Regions from separate parts of the Homo sapiens genome. Here region 1 is linked to region 2. A link is a loop called in an ENCODE intact Hi-C map of the cell type or tissue named here. Cell type or tissue: chondrocyte. All regions are shown on one strand. Links, peaks and the distances in the headings refer to the core of each region. The heading gives the core; the rest is flanking DNA.

Region 1 (11,907 bases), core at 2,726-10,725, 210 kb before region 2:
CAAAACAAAACAAACGAACAAAAATACATAACATGGAGACTGGCATCTAGTAGGTACTCAAGAAATACCTGTGTAGTGAATCAACAATTTTGACCTCATTTCTTTCACTTTCTCTGGTTCATTGTATTTCTGATTCATCCCCTCCATTTTTCCTTAACAATCTGCAATTCCTCCTTAACCAAGCTATTATCAATGTCTATTGCTTTTAATTTTGCACTAAGCAATTTCCTAAAATTCAGGTTTTTTGAGTGGGCAACTTCTCTTTTCAGTACACACCATGCCTCCTAAACACTTCCAATCTGATAACTCTGATCACTGCATCTGAGATGTTTGCCAGTTACTGTCTTAGTCATCTCATCACACCTAGCTCATTTCCTCCCAGAAAGCCAGTAAAATCTGCAGCCTAGGAGCTGCAGGCAAAAACTCTATGAGGAATCTCTGGGGTGTGCTTTCTTTGCTGTTGCATGATTCTGATCAAAACTAATCACAAGGGGTTTCCTAACAAAAAAGAAAAAGAAAGGAAGAAAGAAGAAAAGAAGGGAGGAAAGAATTGCACAAACCTACATGATATTCTTAAATAGGTTATTCCTACTTCTAGTATTTTAGAGCACACAGTGATTTGCACACCACACCGTCTCATCTGCAGCAGTGTAGTTTGGTGGCCGTGATCACACTAATCAAGAGCAATGGCAGCAGTGACAATGAGCTGTATTGGGGATATGGAGAATGAGTAGGAATGTGAATATAAACCCCATGGAAAAGGGAATGTAGTTTAGCATTTCGTTTTATGTGATAATTCACAAAATTTCCAGAATCATCAGTCAGTGGGTCTTTCCATTATTGTTCTCAGCTTAGTCAGATGAAATAAAAAAAGAATGATTTAAACAGTTAAGGCAGCCAAGGGGGAACTTTTGGCAGTTTCCGATGCTTCACTCTGGCATTTAATTAGAATCTTAGGCTGGGCACAGTGGTTCATTCCTGTAATCTCAGCACTTTGGGAGGCTGAGGAGGGTGGATCACTTGAGGTCAGAAGTTTGAGACCAGCTTGACCAACTTGGTGAAACCCCATCTCTTCTAAAACTACAAAAATTAGCTGGGTATGGTGGTGGGCTCCTCTAATCCCAGCCACTCAGGAGGCTGAGGCAGGAGAATCGCTTGAACGTGGGAGGTGCAGGTTGCAGTGAGCTGAGATCGTACCACTGCACTCCAGCCTGGGCGATAGAGCGAGATTCTGCCTCAAAAAAAAAAAAAAAAAAAAGAAAAAAAAACTTATTTGAGGGCAGGTTTGGGGGGCATGTCTCCCAAAATCTTGGGCTTAACCTGCACATCTGTGTTTTCATGGTGCCAGATTTGAGCCTGTTTCCATGCATTTTGTTTTATTCCACCCTTTCAGAGGTTCCTCGTGAATATGAATAAAATCTTACTTTAATAGATACACACATTTTATGAAGTGCCAATATTAAATCAACTTTGGAAAAAAAATCAGCCAGAGAGTACATTGTGTAGACAGCTTAAACACACCGAATAAAATGCTTTTAACATCATGAACTGAAGAGGCCATTTAACTTAATCATTGAGGGCTCACTTTATTCAACAGCAATGACCTATTTAGAACCATGACTCAGACAGCTTCCCTTGTGAGCTTCCTTTCCTTGGAAGAAAAGAAAGAAAGAGAGAGAGAGAGAGAGAAAAGAAGAGAGAGAAAGGAAGAGAGAGAAAGGAATTTTAAAAAAAGCAAAAAAATACAAAAAGAAAGAAAAAGAGAGAAAGGAAGAGAGAAAGAAAGAGAACAAAAAAAGCAAGGAAGAGATGAGAAAGAAAGGTAGTTTCTCGGGGTTCAAAGTAAAAAATGTTTTATTTAAAAAAAAGAAAGGGAGAAAGAAATGGAAGAAAGAAAGAAAAAGAGAGATGGAGGGAGGGAGAGAGAGAGAGAGAGGGCTGTGTAGAGTCTCCTTTTTTTCTAAATATTTTAATCCCATGTCTTCAAGGGCTCCAGAAGTATTATACAGTTATGGGTTCATAATGCCTCTAACTCACAGCATGACAAGATTATGTAGGTGAGCTATTTCCCCATGTTTTATAGAGTTCTTTCATACACAAATTTAATTTTAAAAAATCCTTTCTAGCCCTCCCTCCTTCATTTAACTCTGTCACGGCTCCTTTTGATACCACGATTCCTTCTCTTCCACCCTAACTTGGCTCCTGTAGTTCAAGTGCTCCTGCAGGCTCCGCCTACCCCGCCTCCAAACTGCTCTCTCCTCTCTTTCAGCCATTCTTCCCTCTTGTCAGTTTCATTTTCCTAAAACACAGCTCCATGATGTCATCTCTGCTCAAATACTTTTGTGTCTCCTGTTTGCTTTGCTGAGCAAGTTCAGCTCTTCATTGAGACTTTCAATGTATTCTACACATCAAACCCCGTGTTTTCATTTTTTTTTTCCTACTACTTCCCTGTTTTTGATTAATTTCCTTCAGTCATGCTGGTCCACTTATGTCCAGTGATCCTACTCTTTTCTCGATTACCCCATTCCATATTTTTATTTTTATTAAGTTTTATTCTTGTTGTAGGCTTTGTGGAATTTTCTTCAAAGCCGTCACCTATTTATGAAGGATTAGGGCTAATTATTAGTGGGGGATAGGTTGCGGTATTGTATTAAATTTTGGTGGGGTTTTTGTAGGTTTAATTTTTTTTTTTTTTTTTTTAGACAGGGTCTTGCTCTGTCACCCAGGCTAGAGTGCAGTGGCATGATCTTGGCTCACTGCAACCTCTGCCTCCAGGGCTCAAGCAATTCTCTTGCCTCAGCTTGGATTAGAGGTGTGTGCCATCACGTCTGGCTAATTTTTGTATTTTTAGTAGAGACCGGGATCTTGCCATGTTGGCCAGGCTGGTCTCAAACTCCTGACCTCAAGTGATCCACTCGCCTCAGTCTCCCAAAGCGCTGGGATTACAGGCATGAGCTACCGTGGCTGGCTGGCTTAATGGTTTTTTAAATTTATTTGGAGGGAATGATCGTTGGTTTTGGGTACATGACAGTGATAGCTATGGAGGAGTACCTTGAGGCTTGGGGGTCAACTGTTGCCCTTGGGGGGCCCTTGCTCTCTTTTCTGTGTTAGTCACAAACCCTTCTATTCCAGGTAAAAGCTCACCCTCCCCTCTCTAAGACTATCTGAATCCTAAGGAATCCTTCATTCTTTGGATTTCTTTAAATCCAAGGAAAGAGTCTTGCATGGAAAGACCTATGGGGCTCTTCTTAGAGTGCCAAGCATGAAATAAGAGAAGGTGTGTTTCCTGGGAACAAATTCCTGGCAGAGTAATAACATGATGATAAATGTACTTTAAATGTAAGTTTACTGAATGACTGACAAATTGTATTATCACTACAGGAGAAAGGAGAAGTCACTGCAGTCTCAACCTCCTGAGCCCAAGTGATCACCCACCTTAGCCTCCTGAGTAGCTGAGTCTACAGGTGTGCACCACCATTTTAAATTATTAAATAAATTAAATTTTAAATTTCTTTTGTAGAGACACAGTCTCACTATGTTGCCCAGGCTGGTCTCAAACTCCTGGCCTCAACAATCCTTTCATCCACTGCAGATATTTATTGCAGTTTCAGACTTTCTTCTACACCCATTAAAACAAGTACCCACTAACTGTTGGGTGCCTTTTCCTTTTACATTTTTTTTTTTTTCCAGCTAGTGTATATTCTGCATGATGGGAAGATTTTGGAGAGCCTCTAAAACTTATTTCTAAAATCTTGCCAATCCTTATTTTTTAAATTTTATTTTTTCGTTGATACACAATGTTTTATGTATTTACGGAGTACATGAGTGTTTGTTACATGCATGGAATGCGTAATGAGCAGGTCAGGGTATTTGGGGTAGCCATTGCCTTGACTGTCTATTATTGCTATGTGTTGGGAACATTTCAAGTCTTCTAGCTACTTTGAAATATACAACACATTGCTGTTAACCATCGTCGCTCTACATTGCCATTGAATAGTGGGGCTTATTTGTTCTATCTAACTTAATTGATAACCTTTCACGGAGAGGCTGAATGAAGAATGAGTGAACAGCGTGGGTCATATGAAGGCCTTTATCTTTTTTTTTTTTAACCTTACTCATATCTTGTATTTTATTTCTTATGAAAATGGCTACCCAAAGAAGTCATTGTAGCAGCCTACTATCCTAAGGCAGCAACTATAATGTAAATGCTAACAAACTCACTCCATAAGACCAAAAACCCTTCCCCAGGGCTGTAATGGGCATTTAAGTTTCCCAAACCCAGTGACAACTAATGATTTTTATTACCTATCAAATGGAAACAAATGGATTTTAATAGTTCCCCTACAGCTGAAAAACTCCACAAACAATACATTGCCTCTACCTACATGATCCGTTGACTCATGCCAGAAATAGCTTCTAAAACATTTACAACTGTGATGCTCAAACTGGGCTCTGGCTACTTCTGGTGGTTATTTGGTGTTATGCCAAGGCATATTGGAAGGCCTTTATCTTTTTTAAGGAAAAGGAAATTTTAAAAGCTAAGTGAAATTTTTTTCACTGTTCCACCTCAGCTGTGTTGCATTCACTTCCTCAGTCCCCGTTGAATCTCCTATGAGGAAGCCTTTCTGCCTCAACAAAGAGGGTGCTCCTCCCTCACTCAGCACCTTTCTCTCCACCTCTCAACTAACCAGCTGGTGGGTGTGTCCTTGGGTGTGACCATGTGGGCTTATTTACCATTTCCCTCTGCCCTGTCCTCTCTTACCCCAAACTAATCAAAGACTTCTTTCTAATTTCTATATAAGAGGACCATCCACTTGTTCAGTCACCAAATATTTATTCCAATTTGTTATGGACCAGGTATGGTCTCTGCCCACTTCATGCTGACTTCCTGGTTGGGGAGACAGGCAAATAAAAAATAAGCCCTAAGGTAAACATTGCAACTTGTGGAAAGGGCTCTAGTGGAAACAAGGTATGGATATACAGATTATTATTATTATTTTTTTAAGGGACAGAGTCTTGTTCTGTCGCCCAGGCTGGAGTGCACTGGTGCCATCATAGCTCACTGCAGCCTTAACTCTTGAGCTTAAGTGATCCTCTTCCTCAGCCTCCCAAGTAGCTGGGATTACAGGTGTGCACCACCATGCCTGGCTAATTTTCGTATTTTTAGTAGAGACAGGGTTTTGCTATGTTGGCCTGGCAGGTCTCCAACTTCCGACCTCAAATGATCTGCCCATCTCGGCCTCTGAAAGTGCTGGGATTGCAGGCATGAGCCACCATGCCCAGCCGTCTATGTGCAAATTTCTTCTTGGCATTCATTTGGGAATTTTAGAGTTGTCACTTTGACAGACTCCATAGCAAAAGCACAAGGTAAACTATTTCTTTTGTGTAATAAACCTGTAAGGCAGTGTCCTACAATAAAATGCTAAAATGACGTATTAGCTAAAGACCACTCCAGGGTCGTTAAAACTTATGAATTTCTGGAAATTACTTTGAGTATTTTAGCTTTCTAGGATGTTGTTTTATGCACCAATGTAACAGTAACATCAAATGGTGGCTTAGTGATGCATTAACAGCAACAAGTTAATTCTGATTTTTATGGAACACAATTTACTGCTAGATAGCCATTTAACACATAGATCTACTATGCTGTCTTCAGAGTAGAGGGAAGTGCACTGTTTTGTAGTCAGAGTCCTTGTGGCTCCACTTTGGGCAGCCGAAACAGGTGGATCACTTGAGGTCAGGAGTTTGAGACCCGCCTGGCCAACATGGTGAAACCCCGTCTCTACTAAAAATACAAAAATTACCCGGGCATGGTGGCAGGTGCCTGTAATCCCAGCTACTTGGGAGGCTGAGGCAGGGGAATCATTTGAAACCAGGAGGTGGAGGTTGCAGTGAGCTGAGATCACGCCAGTGCACTCCAACCTGGGGACAGAGCAAGACTCTGTCTAAAAAAAAAAAAAAAAAAAAAGTCCTTGTGGCTCTATAGCCATCCTATGATTATTACACATATTTTTATGAAATGTGGCTGCTATTTTTTTCCCTACCCGGGCATTGCATAACGATAACAAGCACAAGTATGAGAGATTAAGCTTGTGTAATAGACTAATCCATTTAACTTAGAAAGCCAAGCAGTTCAGGGATAAGGAATACAAGCTAGGTCAGTACGGCTGAACAAAAACAAATTCCGGATTGCTTTTATTCACAGCAAATGTGCATTTCAAGTAACATTCCACGAACATCATCTTCGTTAGGAAACAACTCTTCTTTCCAGTTTATGTATTTCTGTCAGATCTAAACAGTCTTTTCACTTAATTATTAAGCACTGGCAGATTTGGAACTCCAAGTTAAAACTGGAGGTGTTCTTCCTATTATCTAATAGTTTACATTGTTTTTAATAGAAAAAAAGGCAAAGTGCTGAAAACGCACTCTTAAGAGTTCCTTTTCTCTTCCCTCCCCAGATTTTGTACTTGTCAATGAACCTGTGTAAATGTCTTACTGACGTGCCTGGGTGCAGAGGATGGATGAAAAAAAAAAAAAAGGCAGACGAATAAATAAAGGGAAAGCTTCCTTTTCAGAAGGTGCCTGGAAAGATGAGTAGAAAAGGATTAGAACAAGGTGGGCAAAGGGGTTTTGCTGTCTGAAACAAGATTGGAAGGAAGCTCGGAGAAGAAAGATTTGGTCTGCATGGTGTCTTGGAAGCATTCTAAAAAGAATGTTTTAGAAAGGGGAGATCATTAAAAGGATTCACGCAGCCATTTGTATGAATTGGAAAACCCGGGAGCATGTCTGAAATGTCCTGTGAGTGCTGACCTGAAATGCAGGTCACCGATGCCCCCAGACCTCAATGCGGTCTGAGCACAGTTACATGAACAAACCTTTCCAGCCAGCGTTGAAAGATCATCGCCTCCGATTATCTGCATCTCACCCATGGACTGGTCATTCTGCAAAAAAGAAGAAAAAAAAGGGAGACAATTTTACCGCACAAGAAAACCTTTAAAGCACATTTTCCTGTCTACCCAGTTAGTGGCCGGAATGTGCCTTACAAATATAGCACAAATAGCTAATAGGGATTCATGGTTGCCTATGGTTACCAAGAGCCATGCTCCTGCTACTGCCCTTGAGACAAAGCTTTCTAATGGCTGGCAGGGAGAGGCTGGGTGTGCAGGGGGAGTGGGAGAGAGGAGAGAGGACAGACAAATCTAACATGAAACAAAACACTCTGGAAGGTGTCTGAGCCTATCCTGGAGCAGAGAAAATTGGAGAAGACAGTCATGCTTCTGTGTTTTGCCTAGCTGGGGGTGGACTGAGTATGTGTCAGCTTTGCCACCAAGCTCTGATTAAAGATCTGCAGTGGAGAACAGTCAGATTCTGATTCCCTGAGAGACCGGAGGCCTCCTCTACTCCCCGCCATTGGAGATCCAGCCCCTCATCTGACATCCAGGGCAATTCTAACAGGCCATGAATCAAGAAGTATTGCACTTAGACCTTCTGACATGAATGATGAGGTCTCAGCCAATTTCTGCAGTCCTAAGAATATGACACTCAGAACTATACGTGTGTGTGTGTATATATATATATACACAAAATATATATAATACACAAAATATATATATATATACAAATATATGTGCACACGTGTGTGTGTATATATATATGTGTGTGTGTGTATATATATATATATATATTTTTTTTTTTTTTTTTTTTTGAGACAGGGTCTCACTTTTGGCCAGGCTGAAGTGCAGTGGGGTGATCCTAGCTCATTGCAGCCTCAATCTCCCAGGCTCAAGCAATCCTTCTGTCTCGGCTTCCCAAGTAGCTGAGACTACAGACAGGCACATACCACAGTGCCTGGCTAATTTTTTTCTTAATTTATTTTTATTTTTAGTACAGAAAAAGTCTTGCTATGTTGTCCAGACTGGTCTTGAACTCCCGAGCCCAAGTGATTCTCCTGTCTTGGCCTCCCAAAGTGCTGGGATTACAGATAGGCGCCACCATGCCTGGCCTCAGAGCCATATTTAGAAGACTTTTCATTCAAATCCTGTTAGAGTTTATGATCATTTACTTTCATCATGTTTATGTATGGTATATTATCCTGTCCTAATGAAACCTCACAAAACAAACAAACAAACAAAATGGATTGTTACATAGTGACCATCATGATAGAATGACACAGAGGCAAAACAAGAAACAGAACCAGCCACTTGTCTCCCAGCCTCATTACAGACCCACATTAAAGGAACCAAAGCCGATACATTCCGGCAGTCTGCTTCATGACCAAGCAAGAATGCTGTGATGTTGCAATCCCTTGATTCTAACAATAACCTTGGGGAGAAAAAAACAATATACGCACCATATGTGCTACATGCTGAACCAGGAAACGTCTTTAGTTACTGCTGTGGACAGCTGTCACTTTTGCTAGCTCAGCACCTTTCCTCCTAAAGAGGCCCTCCCTCTTCCTGGGGGGAGTCCATTCCACATGGTTCAGGTAGGGCCAGGCCTTTGCAGTGCAGGCCAACCAGCTGGGCCTGAAGCTATACCCAGTCTCAGACTTCCCAGCTACTCAAGCCAATTCCCTTAGGAATTTTCTTGGGCTGGTTTGAATTGGATTCTCTCACTTGTAACTGTGTCTCTATCTAGAAGTACAGTTACTTTGTTATGGAGTTGGTCATCTGGGAAGGGAAAAAACAGCCAAACCACCAGTAGGACAGTTTTGCCAATGAAACACCTTTTGTCTTTTTACCTTGCTGCTCAAACGAAAAAAAAAAAAGACCTTATAATTTTTTACCTTTTTTTTTTTTTTTAAGAGACATGGTCTCACTCTGTCACCTAGCCTGGAGAGCAGTGGTGCAATCATAGTTCACTGCTGCCTCAAACTCCTGGGCTCAAGCGATCCTCCTGCCTCAACCTCTCAAGTAGCTGGGACTGCAGGTGCTCACCACTATGCCTGGCCAAATATATTTTTACTTCTGCTTGGTAAAGCATTCACTCCTTACCATGGATGGTTGGAGGGGGCACAGGCAGACAAGGAGAGAGGCTTCACACACTAGCTCATCCTGAAAGTGGTCCACTAAGTTAGATAAAACCAGTGATTTTCTTCTTATGGGAATTGATGTCAAAAGGAGAAAAATCAAAGGATATTCTGAATTTACAGATGTTTTGCTGTTTTTGTTCATATATCACCAGATATTCACAAGTAGTCATGACAGTGGTTAAGGACTTGTCAAAAATGTCAAAGGAGAAAATTTTCTTGTCACTGCTAGAGATGCTGAAATAGAGGAATTAACACAGGAAGAATTTCTGCACATTAGACTTAAATATGTTGTTAATAGCAGCAGGAAAAATAAAATTTCAGTACTTCCAGGGACTGGGTTATACAGAATTGAATACAACTACTAAACTACAAAGTTTAATGTAACCAGTGAGATTTATAGTCTGTCAGATCAGAGTAAATTTCACAATAATTCTACTATTTTCATCTTCATTCTATTGATTAAAACCAAAAACCACAAAAATCAGATAACTAAATAATGTGCTAAAAGTCATAGATTATGTTACCAAGCAAGTGTTACTTAAGAAAGTCCTACTTCTTCCAAGTGTACAAACGTGTTTTTTTAAAATTTTTAATTGACCAACAATTACTATATATATTTGATATGGTTAGGCTGTGTCCCCACCAAATCTCATCTTGAACTGTAGTTCTCATAATTCCCATGTGTCATGGGGAGGGACCCAGTGGGAGGTAAATGAATCATGGAGGCAGTTACCTTCATGCTGTTCTCATGATGATGAGTGAGTTCTCACGAAATATGATGGTTTTATTAAGGGTCTTTTCCCCCTGCTTCATTCTGCACTTCTCCTTCCTGCCATCATGTGAAGAAGGGCATGTTTGTTTCTCCTTCCACCATGATTGTAGGTTTCCGGAGGCTTTCCTAGCCCTGTGGAACTGTGAATCAATTAAGCCTCTTTCCTCTATAAATTACCCAGTCTCAGGTATGTGTTGGTATTAGCAACATGAGAATGGACTAATACAATATTTATGAGGTACAATGCGATGTTATGATACGTTTCTACATTATGGAATGATCAGATAAGGCTAATTAGCATATCCAACACTTCAGATATTTATCATTTCTTGTGTTGAGAACATTTAAATCCTCTTTTAGCTGTTTTGAAATATACATTATTATTAATTGTAGTCTTTGTGCTGTGCAATAGAACACCAGAACTTATTCCTCCTATCTGCCTGTAACTTTGCACCCACTGACCAACCTCTCCCCATTCTCCCCTGCTGCCCCCAGCCTCTGGTAAGCACCATTCTATTCTCTACTTCTATGAGTTCAGCTTTTTTATATTACACATATAAATGCAATTATATGGTATGTATCACTCTGTGCCTGGCTTATTTCACTCAGCATAATGTTCTCAGTCCTTTCATGTATATACATGTTTTTAATACTAGATTTGCCCTTAATTCATCTGGAATTTATATCTTCCAAGTGGGTATATTGTCAATTGTTCCAATATAATTTATGGAATTATTATTTTTCCCTACTGGTTTGAAACATCATTTTGATCTTGTCTTTCATTCTCATATGTAAGGGTCAGTTTCTATATTTTTCTAATCTAACATGTCTACTTCAACATTAATTAATCTAACATGTCCAATTAATTAATCTAACTTGTCTATTTCCAACACCCAAATCATATTGTTATAATTCTCATAGTTTTTTTTTTTTTTTTTTTTTTTTTAAGAGACAGGGTCTTGTTCTGTCATCCAGGCTGGAGCGCAGTGATGTAATCATAGCTCATTGCACCCTCGAACTCCTGGCTGCCAGCAATCCTCCTGCCTTGGCTTCCCAAAGTGCTAGGATTATAGGTGTAAGCCACCACGCCTGGACTTATCAGAGCTTTTTAGTATGTTTTAATACTTGATAGGGCAAGTCTACTTTTTGTTCTTTTTAAAAATTGCCTTGAGGCTGAGGGTGGTGGCTCATGCCTGCAGAGGCAGGCACTTTGGGAGGCTGAGGCAGGAGGATTGCTTGAGCCCAGGAGTTTGAGACCAGCCTGAGCAACATAGTGAGACCAACGTTTCTACCAAAACAAAACAAAACAAAAAACCCAACAAACCCAAAACTGTCTTGGTTACTTTTGTACATTTTTTTTTTCCTGTCTGGTAGATTGTACAAAGATTAACTGAATTAATGCATGTGGAACATTTAGAACAGAACCTGGCACATGTTTAGCATTCAGTAAATGCTAGACAGGATTAATTTCTTTTTAAAAAATTTTATGGCCAAGGGCGGTGGCTCACAACTGTAATCCCAGCACTTTGGGAGGCCGAGGCAGGCGGATCACGAGGTCAGGAGTTCAAGCCCAGCCTGACCAATATGGTGAAACCCCATGTCTACTAAAAATACAAAAATTAGCCAGGTATGTTGGTGCACACCTATAGTCCCAGCTACTCGGGAGGCTGAGGCAGGAGAATCGCTTGAACCTGGAAGGTGGAGGTTGCAGTGAGCCGAGGTCATGTCACTGTACTCCAGCCTGTGTGACAGAGCGAGACTCCATCTCAAAAAAAAAATTTATTATTATTTATTTTACTTTTTTATAGAGATGAAGTCTCACTGTATTGCCCAGGCTGGTCTCGAACTCCTGGCCCCAAGCAAACCTCCCACCTCAGTCTCCCAATTTCTTTTTCTTCTTTCCCCCAACCCCCCGCCCCCCGACTCAGCCCCTGAGGAAATGGCTACTCAGTCCTCCACTGGTACACTGGAGTCTAGGGCTCCCCTGGTTTAAACACTCCAGAAAAATAAGCCTTTTATTTCCCACTGGGATGGTGAAGGAAACTTAGAGGTTCAGCTTCTCCATTCAAAGGCTTTCAACCAACCTTGTTGTTTTTATTCCATT
Region 2 (11,907 bases), core at 1,793-9,792:
CTCCAGTCCGTGTGCAAAGCTTACGTGAGTAAGGATGGGAGATGAGCTTGGGCTCCCTCGCTACACAGATAAATCAATATTTCAACCTCGGGGAAGCCATTCAATGTGTGATGATCACACATTGCCATTCCCTTGTGATTCAGTGATTCATTCATTTCAGGATGGATAAAATACCAAGTATGGGTAGTACTTTCCAACAAGAAATTTAGACGTCACTCAACCTTTTGGAAAAACTGGTAAATCTGTCACCTTGGAGTTGATGGAACTTTGTGAGCAGCAAGAAAGAGAGATCTTCAAGAGACTTCTACCACGTGGTTGTGGTGCCAGAGGCTTTTCCTGATGGGCTTTCTCAGTTGAGTCTTTGTTTTCTCAGCTGTAAAATGGGGACAATGGGACTATGCATGCGAAAACGCATGCTAATCTGAATCATACCAGAGATACCTATGGGAGGTATTGGTATCATTGTTAGAGTTCCTGTTGATGTGACATCACTTTTCAATTTGGATCAATTATCTTTTTTATTTATTTATTTTGAGACAGAGTCTCACTCTGTTGTCCAGGCTGGAGTGCAGTGGTGCCTCAAACCTCCGCTCACTGCAGCCTCCACCTCCCAGGTTCAAGCAATTCTCCTGCCTCAGCCTCCTGAGTAGCTGGGATTACAGGCGCATGCTACCACACCCGGCCTGGGTCAATTATCAATCAATAATTCCAATATTATTGGAAATGTTGCTTTCCAAATTAATAATAACTCCTAATTATAGAGCCTTTACTATGTGCTAGGTACTGGGCTAAGCTCGTTAACATATAAGGTCTTGCTTAATACTTACCACATACTAAGGTAGTGTTATTATCTCTACTAATACAGGTATTTATATTTATTAATTTATAAATGAGAAATCGAGGTTAAGAGAAAGTGAGTAACTTGTTTGATGTTACCAAGCTTGGAAGAGCCTAGCAAGCACCTCTCTACCGCTGTCTGACTCACGCTCCCTGAGAATCTTACTGTGGCTTTAACTTCATTTTCTAAACTGCCAGGACAGGAAGGACTTTCTGGTAAGATAGGAATGGGTTTTAGCGAATGTCTACAGTAGCTTCCTATCGTCTTCAGCCGCTGCTCTGCCAAGCTACTATCAGGGCACAGCCTTATAAAAGAAAAATAAAAACCCAGGACCCCAATTCATGCTCCCAAAAGAAAAAAAAGTAAGCTGAAAGCTGAATCATGCAAGAAGATACTTTCCCTTTTGTTCCTAAGTAGACAGCTACAGATAAAAGGTTAACTATCTCCACAGGGAGCAACTCTATGTTCATTTTATCTTGTGAGAAGTGCCGATTTACTGAGCTCAGGAGCATGTGTCACTGCCTCTTCCCCTACCTGCTCCTTTTCTCTTGCAACCTGTAGATTACCACGGCCTCCCGCTTTTCCTCTAGCCTGCTTTTCCCCTTTAAAACTAAAACCCTCAACATCATCTTTGGAGAAAGGGACAGACCTGTCTCCCCAGTGCATCCTTAACTTTGGCAAAATAAACTTGTAAACTGATTGAGACCTGTCTCAGACACTTTTTGGTTTACAGCCTGATGCTTTTGTAGTTATGGCTGCTTGATAGAGTAGAGGCCGTTGCTGCCCCAATTACATTCTCTCCACGTGCCAGCTCATCAGCCTGTATCTTCTAACAACTCACAGCTGCCTCCATTCTAAAGAATCCCCCATTCCCCCTGTCAGACCTAGGAGCCTTGCATAACCCACCCACCCACCCTAACAGGCCTTGGCGGACGTTGGACAAGCTCAAACCAGCCCCTTCACCTCAAGGTAGGATGCAGCTCTGGTGCAATGTACTCCAGGGTGTCCCCATGCGGTCTCCATCGGAGACTACATTCTCGCTTAGCTTCCCCAACCCCAAACCTCCCCTTTTCTCTTATTCTCCTTTCTTTCTTTCTTTTTTGAGATGTAGTCTTGCTCTGTCGCACAGACTGGAGTGCAGTGGTGCGATCTCGGTTCACTAAAACCTCTGCTTCCTGGGTTCAAGTGAATCTCCTACTTCAGCCTCACGAGTAGCTGGGATTACAGGCGTGTGCCAGCACGCCTGGCTAATTTTTGTATTTTTAGTAGAGATGGGGTCTCACCATGTTGGCCAGGCTGGTCTCAGGTCCTGATTTCAAGTGATCTGCCCACCTTGGCCTCCCAAACCATTGGGATTATAGGCGTGAGCCACTGTGCCCGGCCTTTTCTGAGGGTACAAGCCAATAAGTCACTGAATAAGATCCTCATTTTAGGATCTGCTTCTAGGAAATCTGAGCTAAGACAGTGGGCATGGTTGAAAGTTTTTCTATGCTCTAATACTTAATTCAAAGTACTTATAGTACTTAATTTTTTTGAATTAAGTATATTATAGTATAGTACTTAAGTAAAAAATTAAGTACTTACAGTACTTAATTCAAAGTACTTAATTAAGTACTTAATTTTAAAAAACCCAACATTTAAAGGCTTGGAATTCAAATAATTCCAAGTTATGGAAGGTGTAATATTCTAAACAGTGGCTTCAAAGAGGCTGTTTTGGCTAATCTAATTGAGACATAGTAAATGGCTTAACACAGGTTGAGAATCCCTTATTTGAAATGCTGAAGTGTTTCAGATTTTGGATTTTTTTAAATTTTGGAATAGGGTGGGACCCAAATCTAAACACAACATTTATTTATGTTTTATATTCACCTTATATCATAACCTGGAGGTAGTTTTATACAATATTTTAAACAATTTGTGCATGAAACAAAGTACTGACTGAGTTTTGACTAGAATTCATCACATGATGTCAGGTGCATAATTTTCCACTTGTAGAGTCACATTGGTGCTCAAAAAGTTTCAAATTTTAGAGCAGTTCAGATTTTGGACTTTCAGATTAGGGATGTTCAACATGTCCCTTCTATTTGGGCTGCTGCTTCTTGTCATACATTTACAAAAACATTGTGCTATCTCCTCGGAGAATCTGTCATACAGACAGTTCCCACTTGGTGCACTATGATTGTGATAGCTCCAGTTCTCCAGGGTTTCCAGGCATATGAAGGACAGTGTCTCTTTCCCTCTCATAATGTCTAAAATGTGTCCTTTTTTTCTTCCCCAAGGGGAAGCATCTTCTCATGGTTTTCTGTTTGCCTTGGCTCCCACGCTGGTTGCTAAATCAGGCTCCAAATAAGACTGTGGTAATTGCACTGAGGAACTGTGACTATGCCGTTCTGTGTTGCCCTGAAGCAATAACAACAATTCCTTGAGCTAAATAAATATATATACTTTTTCCAAAAGGACCAATTTTAGCAATTTGGAAGATAAGTTTCTCAAACAAACAAACAAACAAACAAACAAAAAAACCACACACAAAAACCCACTATTGGCTGTTAAGGGAAAGTATCTGTTTGGGGAAACCACCAAAAGGACTAGGAATTTCATTTCCACCAGTTAATCATTTACAATTTTTAAGTCTAGGCAGGCAAACAAGGTCCATGACAAAAAGATAAGAAAGTTGGAGAGCATCATAGGAACATTTACAAGTTCAAAGTCTAGCGATTAGTCTACGTGGCTGATGTGGTCAATTTCATGGTTTCCATTTCCCCCCACGGTGCACAGTGTGGGTTGTGTCTTCAGGGCAATGTGAGGATGACAGCGGGAATGGTTTCAGGATTTCTCCACGGCACTAAGCTCTTACTCAGCTGTGGGCCCTCCTGACATTTACTTAAGACAGAGCACTCTGTCTTCACCTCTACAACTTTCCCTATGTCCAAGTGGTTTTATGCCCATTTGTTGTAATCTTGATTTACTTAATTTCTTTACACACATCTGCCTATTGATGAATCCCATCTCCCTTCCCCAAATTTTTATAACCTTTCCTTTCTGATTCAACTTATTCCAGATCCTGGTAACCTGCAGTTTTTCCCTTTCTGTACAGCCTATCTCTAGGTGAGTTCCAGAATGACTGTTAACAATGCAGTTGGTATAATCCTGTAGCTCACTAGCAAAATTTATAGAGAACCAAAAAAAGTCTGTTGCCATTTTTTCAGGAGTATTGGTATATAAATCCAAAATTACTTCTTTCCAGTTATAAATTTTAAAAACATTTATTTTAATAGTGTTTTTAAATACAAAAACATTGGAGGCATGATGTAAATTCATCTGTAATCCTACCTTTCAGAGATATTTGTCTTAGACTTTTGGTACCTTTGCTTTAAAAAAATTACAATAATTGAGATCATTTTGTACATCAGTTCTTTAATATGCTATTTTTCACTTGACACTAATTTATAATTATTTCCCAAGTCACTGAAGTTATTATTGAAGCATGATTTTAAAGGATTCATCATATTGTATTATGTGGCTTCATCATAATTTACTCTACCATTCCTTTGATATAGACCTTTCCAATTTTGCTATTGTAAATAATACTATAACAAATACTTTCCCCCATATGTCTGGGGCATTTTATTTTATTTTATTGAGATAGAGTTTTGCTCTGTTGCCCAGGCTGGAGTACAGTGGTGTGATCTTAGCTCACTACAACCTCTACGTCCCAGGCTCATGCAGTCCTCCCACCTCAGCCTCCTGAGTAGCTGTGACTACAAGCACATGCCAACACACCCAGCTAATTTTTGTATTTTTTCTACAGATAGGGTTTTTTCATGTTGCTCAGGCTTGTCTTGAGCTCCTGGGCTCAAGTGATCCACCCACCTCGGGCTCACAAATTGCTGGAACTACAGGTGTAAGCCACCATGCTGGACCTCTAGGGCATTTTATCATAATAGGGGATTCTTGAAGACCACAAGAAATGTCTCTTTGTGGCTAGGTACAGTGGCTTGAGCCTATAGTCCCAGCTACTTGGGAATGAGATTAGGCCTCAAGGATTGTGTGAGTCCAGGAGCTCAAGTCCAGAGTCCAGTCTGGGCAACATAGTGAGATCCTTTTCTTCTTAAAGAAAAAGAGAAAAAAGAAGGGTCTCTTTGACACTGAACTGCAGGAATTGGCTACAGGCAGCAGTTATACTTTTGAAGAGATAAGGGGCTCTTGCTTTGCTTGCTTGTTGAAATGTTAGCTATTTTTGAGGATGTTTGAAGCCAGAGATATCAAGCAACTGCTGTTGACACCTGCTTAGGTTATCACTTAGGTAAGTCAGATGAAAGTTGACCAATTTTCAACTAGTAAACCGAGTTTGCAGGCTTCCTAGTTTCTATCTTCCATGCATTATTCCAGAATGAGAGTAAGGCTGGCCCTTCTGTGAGTGTTGATGTAGTGTTCCCTATTGTCTAATACACTGTATCTCCCCTCAGTGATGATCTGTCAAAGGAAGAAACACATCCATGAATAAAGTGCTCTCCAAAGTGAGATGTGTCCCAGGTAGAAGTGACACCCTTATCCCCTCCTTGCTCCCGTCATTGTATTTCAGATGGCTGCATTCGTTTGAAGTTCTTCCCTGTAGAGTTCCGTGGAAGGACCCTGACTCCCTCTAGTGGACAGCGCCACTAGGCAAACAATAATTCCGCCCGGCAAAGTCCAGAAGCCAGGAGTAAGTGTCCTTAAATGCCCTCTTGAAATAATGGAAGCTGTGTTTCTGAAGGAGACTCTTCCCAGTCCACAGAAGTTTTTGTCTTTAGCGGGCCATCTGTGTCGACTGCTGCCACAAGACATCAGGGGATTTTTTTTTTCCTTCAGGGCAGCAATTAATTCAATAATCTACAGAGTTGTGTTTCTTTTTCACTAGCGTTGGAGACTTGTTATGTCCAGATTTACTTTATGCCACAGGCAAGAGGCATTACTAATGTGAACAGAACCCAAAAGAAACAAGCTATGAATCTGAGAATGCTCATATAAAGGACTGGAAAAAAGTCATAAAATCATTCTTTTGCTTTAAAAAAAATTCATTAGGAATGTAGAGAAAAACAGAAGAGACTGTTACAAGCTGTCTTAATCTGTTTTGTGCTGCTATAATAGAGTACCATAGACTGGGTAATTTATAAAGAACAGAGGTTAACTTCTTACAGTTCTGGAGGCTGGGAAGTCCCCTATCAAGGTGACAGCACCTGGTGAGGGCCTTCTTGCTGTTCTTGCTCTGTCATCCCATGGTGGAAGAACAAAAGAGCACGAGAGAGAGAGAGACAGAGAAAAAGAGACAACTTGAAGACTTGAAGCCCGAAGTCCTTCTATAGTTGGCACCATGACCTAAATATCTCCTATTAGGGCCCACATCCCAACACTATTGCATTGGGGATTATGTTTCCAACACATGTTTTTTTGGGGGACACATTCAAGCCACAGCACAAGGATTACTGGAAAACCATATACTATGTCCGAAGGGTCTATAATATGTTTTTCTCACAGTTCATCCAATCACCTCAGATAACCATCCTGACATTTTAAGAAGGAATTCAGAAGCTTCTATGTATGAATTGTCTAAATCGTTTATTGGTCTCTACATGTGCTTATAACGAAGTCTTGGTAATCCAGATAATACAACCTGGTTCCTGGCAGTGGACCTATACCTCCTACGTATCTACCTACCTAGGGCAAACTGCTTGGAAACGCTGGGTCTAGATGTTCTTATTTGTAAAATTACAGGGTTGAATTAGATGAGATGTAAACAGCTCTTCTAGTTCTAAGTCCATATGAAAAATAACATGTAGTCTCTTCTTAGAGGACACCTAAGGGAAGATTTCTTTCCACTGTTGTCTGCCACCATCACTGTTTGCCTGTGATCTAAGGCAAGTTCCGTCAACAGAGCGGGAAACATTTCCTTTTTCTCATTCCTGGCTCAAGTGTCCTCTAAATGTGCCATTGCTGTTCTGACCAGGGCATTTGAGCATTTCAAATCTGTACTTGTTGAAGAACAGACAGCCTCTAGTACTTAACGTGCAGCTGCAATGGGTGAAGAAAAATGCCCCCATTTTATGGGAATCTCAAGAATGGGATGGCTGTATGTGAATCCTTTGTCTTTGATTTAAACTGAGACAACAGTGAACACTATAGCTCTGACCTGTGCAAATACAATAAGCACTTCAGCCCAGAAACAGTTTTACCTCTTGTATTAGGTTGGGCTTTCAGTATGTATTTGAAGAGGAGCTATTTATGGGCTTGCAAAGTGCTGGAGGAAAGGAATTTAAAGGACGTCCTTGAGCGAATTCAGGGGGTTTTATTTCAAAAGGCCAAACTGTGCATTAACCCTTCACTTCCTGGCACATACCACCTACACGCTGCTCTTCCAGAGGTCTGGGAGAAATGGGTGATTAGGTAGCGGGTGGGGAGGGCAGGATTCACTTGCATGGTCTTGAGAAAGTCACTTCCTCAGTGTGACGGCTCTTGCTCTGGCTGATGGGGACCTGTGGAATTGGGAAGAAAAAGCAGTTGAAGAAGAGGAAGTCTTTTTGAGTAGGGATGAGGGTGCATTGACACTGACTAGTTTATTTGCACATCATTCAAGACTTGGTATTTTTTTAAAATCTTGATATTTTCATTTAGTCATAGTGGAAGAATGCATGAATTTTTTTTGAAATAAAGTAGACTACTACTGCATTGGCATGCCCATTGTAAAATATAACTATAGTAGATTTTAAAATAAAAACAATTTGTTTGTTGGACAAAACTGCAATTAGTCCAGGCTCAGTTTATTGGAACGCCTGCAGAATCACCTTTCTGCCTGCTTAGGTGCAGACAATAAACACTGTGATGTAACCATGTCATTTTGGTTTTAGTCTGTTCTGTTTTCAGTGTACTTATTTAACATCTTTGAGCTTGAATTAGAGAAAGTAAGAAAATAAATCCTTTATTTGACCACTGGTTACCTTTTTAAAAATTTGATGAGGGAGGTGGCTGAACCCCCGTTAGAGTAGGGCAGTAATACGGTTCCCAAAATATTTGCATGTGATGCAAGTTAATAAACGACACCCCAGAAAAAAAGGTTCTGTGCTCTAATGAATTTAGTATTTCTCAAAGGGAACAAAGTAATCCCTGTTCTCTCTGGAACCTCAGCTGACCCTGCCGCTGTGTCATCCCATGCCTGGCGATAGAAGAAATGAGAGCATCCTTGTGCCCCCTGGCACTTGGACTTGGTCGGAGGAAATTTGCTGGTCTGTTGCTAGGGAGTATGTGTCTCCTGATCAAATGACTGGACTCCAGTGTTGAAGAATGGCTACACTGAAAGGCGCAGACACCTCACTGTACATCAGACCCTGCTGTCTCCCAGGCCACCTGGTATATATTCTGCCACGGCCAAGTCAGGCTGGACGTGAGAACCCTGCGCTGGGCCCCGTGTTTTAGAAGACGCTGCCCTGACTCTCCTTCAGCTGATCCCCTCCCCAGAGGGCAATGAAACTATGCCCACTCAGAGCCTGCAGCCCTTCTTTCTAGATCAGTAGTTCTCAGAATGTGGTCCTCCAAACAGTAGCATCACATCACCTAGGAATTTGCTAGAAATGCACATTCTTTTCTCCCAACTCAGAACTCCTGAATCAAAAATTCTGAAGGATGGCTCCTGTAGTCAGTTTTTTAACACCACTGTTGGTGATTTCGATGCTTGCTCAAGTTTCAGAACTGTTCTGAGCTAAACCACGCTCTGGGATGCCCGAGACCCAGGAATTCTCTATTCAAAGGGCTCTGCCCACCTTGAGGGCTGGCACCAGCCTCCTTCCTGGGTCTTGGAAGAGATGTGCTTCCAGTGGCCAAAAGCAGCTCTCCCAGGAAAGTTGAGAGCTAGACAGTGCTTGAACTGGTAGGTAGGTTGTTCACAATTATACCTTCTATATCTAAGTCATTATTAAAGTACATTTTTAAAGTATGAGGACAGAACATGATTTATTTAAGTTTGTTCGCTTGATTTCACATCTGTTTAGACATATGGAATACAGGCCTCCATTTTTACTCTTGTCCTGGCCTTTGCAAATATTAGAGATGAGCATGCTGCTAAAAGTCTATATTCATTCATTCATTCACCCACTCATTCATTTATTCATTTATTTGATGTCTATCTCTTCATTGATAGTGTCTATTTAAGGTGACATCATCATCACACCTTTCTTTACTTCTTTAATCTTGGCTTCCTTTAGTTCTCTGAATAGATTTATAATGGCCTTTTTGAAGCCATTTTCTGTTAATCCCATAATCGATTTGTTCTCTCAGGCAGTTTGTATCACCGGTCTGGTGTATGGGTCATACTTATCTGTTTCTTTGCATGTCTTGTAATATTTTTGTTAGAAACTGGACGTATTGTAGTAAACTCTGAGTACTGATTCTCCTCTGCCCTGCCCCAGAACTTGTTATTGTTCTTTGCTTGTTTATTTGTTTAGTGACTGCCTATATTAGTTAAGTGTTCCCCTGTCCCCAGCCCACTGGTATCATCTGCCTCACTGAGCTAGGAAGGGGCAGAAAGAGAATAGTCTTGGCTCAAATACCATACTCTTCTTTTTCTTACTGAATTTTCATAGATTTTCTTGAATAGGTGTATCTTCTTTTGCTGTATGTCTTTAGGCTTTATGTGGTTGTTTTAAAAATAATTTTCACCAATTTCACTGGGAAGCAGGCCTGCAGAGCTCCCCATATTGTGCTGCCAGACGTTGATCTTTGTATTAATTTATTATATTTAAACATTCTGGCTGGGCACGGTGGCTCATGTCTGTAATCTCAGCATTTTGGGAAGCTGAGGCGGGTGGATCACCTGAGGTTAGGAGTTCAAGACCAGCCTGGCCAACATGGTGAAACCTCGTCTCTACTAAAAATACAAAAATCAGCTGGGCATGGTGGTGGACACCTGTACTCCCAGCTACTTGGGAGACTGAGGCAGGAGATTTGTTTGAACCCGGGAAGCAGAGGTTGCAGTGAGCCAAGATTGCACCACTGTGCTCCAGTCTGGGCGACAGAGCTAGACTGTCTCAAAGCAAACAAACCAACTAACAAACAAACAAACATTATATTGAGCATCTACTATATATCAGGTGCTATACTAAGTGTTGGGAGTACAGTGGTGAACAAAAGGAACACAGTCTTTTAGTTTGTGACCTAGCCATGTGTTTGGCATATGTGGGGAACTCAATAAATATCAAATAAATAAATGACTAATAAATAAGTGTTTACATTTTGTTTCACAAGAGGTCTGAGAAATTCCTAGAATATCTTGATAGCTGAGTTTCCAGATATCTAGAGGCACTAGGAGTGCTATGAGGACAATATCTTCTTACAATAATCTTGTTCTATCACGATATTTGCACAATCTTCTTCTAATCCCAACTGTTTCAAAAGAGTACAGGTGGCAGTTACTATCATTATTTCCTATTAATTTTTTCTTTCTGCCTTTGGGGACCTTCATTAAGGGTTAAAAGTGTGCTCTTATCACAAGGCTGCAGGTTTGGTGACTGCTAGAACACACTCTTGGCGTGGTCTTGGCCAGAAAAACCTTATTTTGGGTTGTGCAATTTCAGAAGATCTGTTTGTACTCATCTCCCTGGAGTTCTCTAATTTACATTTTCATCTAGAATCTGATATGTCCTTTCCAATGACCTAGAATGTGATTTCTTCCTGATTCTTATTGTTCTTTTAGGAAGGCACTACAGAAATGCTGGAGCTGAACTCTGATAAGAGGAAAAATGAGGTATCTAGTCCCAGAAAAACCTTGCTGCTCTTGCTCTGACCCTAGCACTTCATTGGTGAAGGAAAAGTTGGAACAGTTGTGCAGGTGGGTTGTATTTGGCCAGATGGGTCTGAGGACATATTAGAGTAACTGGAAAGGTTTATCAGAATAGATATATTCTGGCTGGGTATGGTGGCTGATGCCTGTAATCCCAGCACTTTGGGAGGCCAAGGTGGGTGAATCACATGAGGCCAGGAGTTCGAGACCAGCCCAGCCAATATGGCGAAACTGGGTCTCTAATAAAAATACAAAAATTAGCCTGGCATGTCATGCACATCTGTAATCCCAGCTACTCGGGAGGCTGAGGCAGGAGGATCACGAGCTTCGCTTGAACCCGGGAGGTGGAGGTTGCAACGAGCCGAGATCATGCCACTGCACTCCAGCCTGGGTGACAGAGCGAGACTCTCAACAATAACAATAACAACAAAAAGAAGAGATATGTTCCTACCCATAAAAGCTTGTCAGAGTCTGAAGTGAGTGTAGCAGTGGGGTTGGGTACTTAAGGGATTCAAGGAGTAAACAAGATGGATGTAGGTTGAAAAATCTCTCCCCCAAAATACAGATTTAATTTTGGATAACTAATTGGGTACCCCCGGAAGCTTGCAGATCAAGACTATAGTTTCAGTAAATCTCCAAATAAACATGTCCTGCCTCCAGCTCATTATGTCTGTTTGTGCCCTGAACTAAGGTACATCTAGACCCAGTGATAAACATGTTATTTTAATAGCCAGGAGAAGTGCTAAATTAGCAACCCTGGAGAATAGCACCCTCCATGCACAAAATGAAGCAACAGTCCTCTTCCTGGAACTTAAGAAAGCCAGGCAAGAAGGAATTGGACTGGCTGGTTGGTAAACTTCTCTGGATTGCAAGGTGGGGATTTTTTTTTTTTTTTTTTTACATAAAAGCAGTTCTTCAAATATATAATTAAATGTATTTTACTTTTAGGATTTCCTAAGAATTTTCATATGCTTAAGATAAACCCTTATCATTCATATGTTCATTCATTTACTTCATCCATACAGCCAGCACTTATGTGCTAATTATATGCCAGACACTGTTCCAGGCACTAAGATAAAGATGTAAGATACAGCTGGGTGTGGTGGCTCACGCCTGTCATCCAGGCACTTTGGGAGGCCGAGGCAGGTGGATCTCTTGAGGTGAAGAGTTCAAGACAAGCTTGGCCAACATGGTGAAACCCCATCTCTACTAAAAATACAAAAATTAGCCGAGTGTGGTGGCATGTGCCTGTGGTCCCAGC

Evidence for each region. Peaks named below come from ENCODE experiments on the same cell type or tissue, not always from the same donor. Only the 100,000 strongest peaks of a DNase experiment are listed, where the experiment ranks them.
Region 1: a loop joins it to region 2, with 2.1 times the contacts of the local background. A loop is called at or near these places in 2 of 110 quality-filtered maps.

Annotation. Positions count from the first base shown.
Region 1 is chr10:24,865,123-24,877,029 of GRCh38, forward strand. It overlaps PRTFDC1 (phosphoribosyl transferase domain containing 1), which reads right to left. Exons shown (of 9, transcript NM_020200.7): 4 at 6,876-6,941. Among named protein-coding and RNA genes, the nearest start is that of PRTFDC1, 82 kb to the right of the region's middle. In chondrocyte, for the core only: a CTCF peak has its summit at 6,997; no DNase peak of the experiment used is centred there.
Region 2 is chr10:25,075,677-25,087,583 of GRCh38, forward strand. No RefSeq gene overlaps it. Among named protein-coding and RNA genes, the nearest start is that of LINC01516, 31 kb to the right of the region's middle. In chondrocyte, for the core only: CTCF peaks have their summits at 5,492 (motif pointing left) and 5,695; no DNase peak of the experiment used is centred there.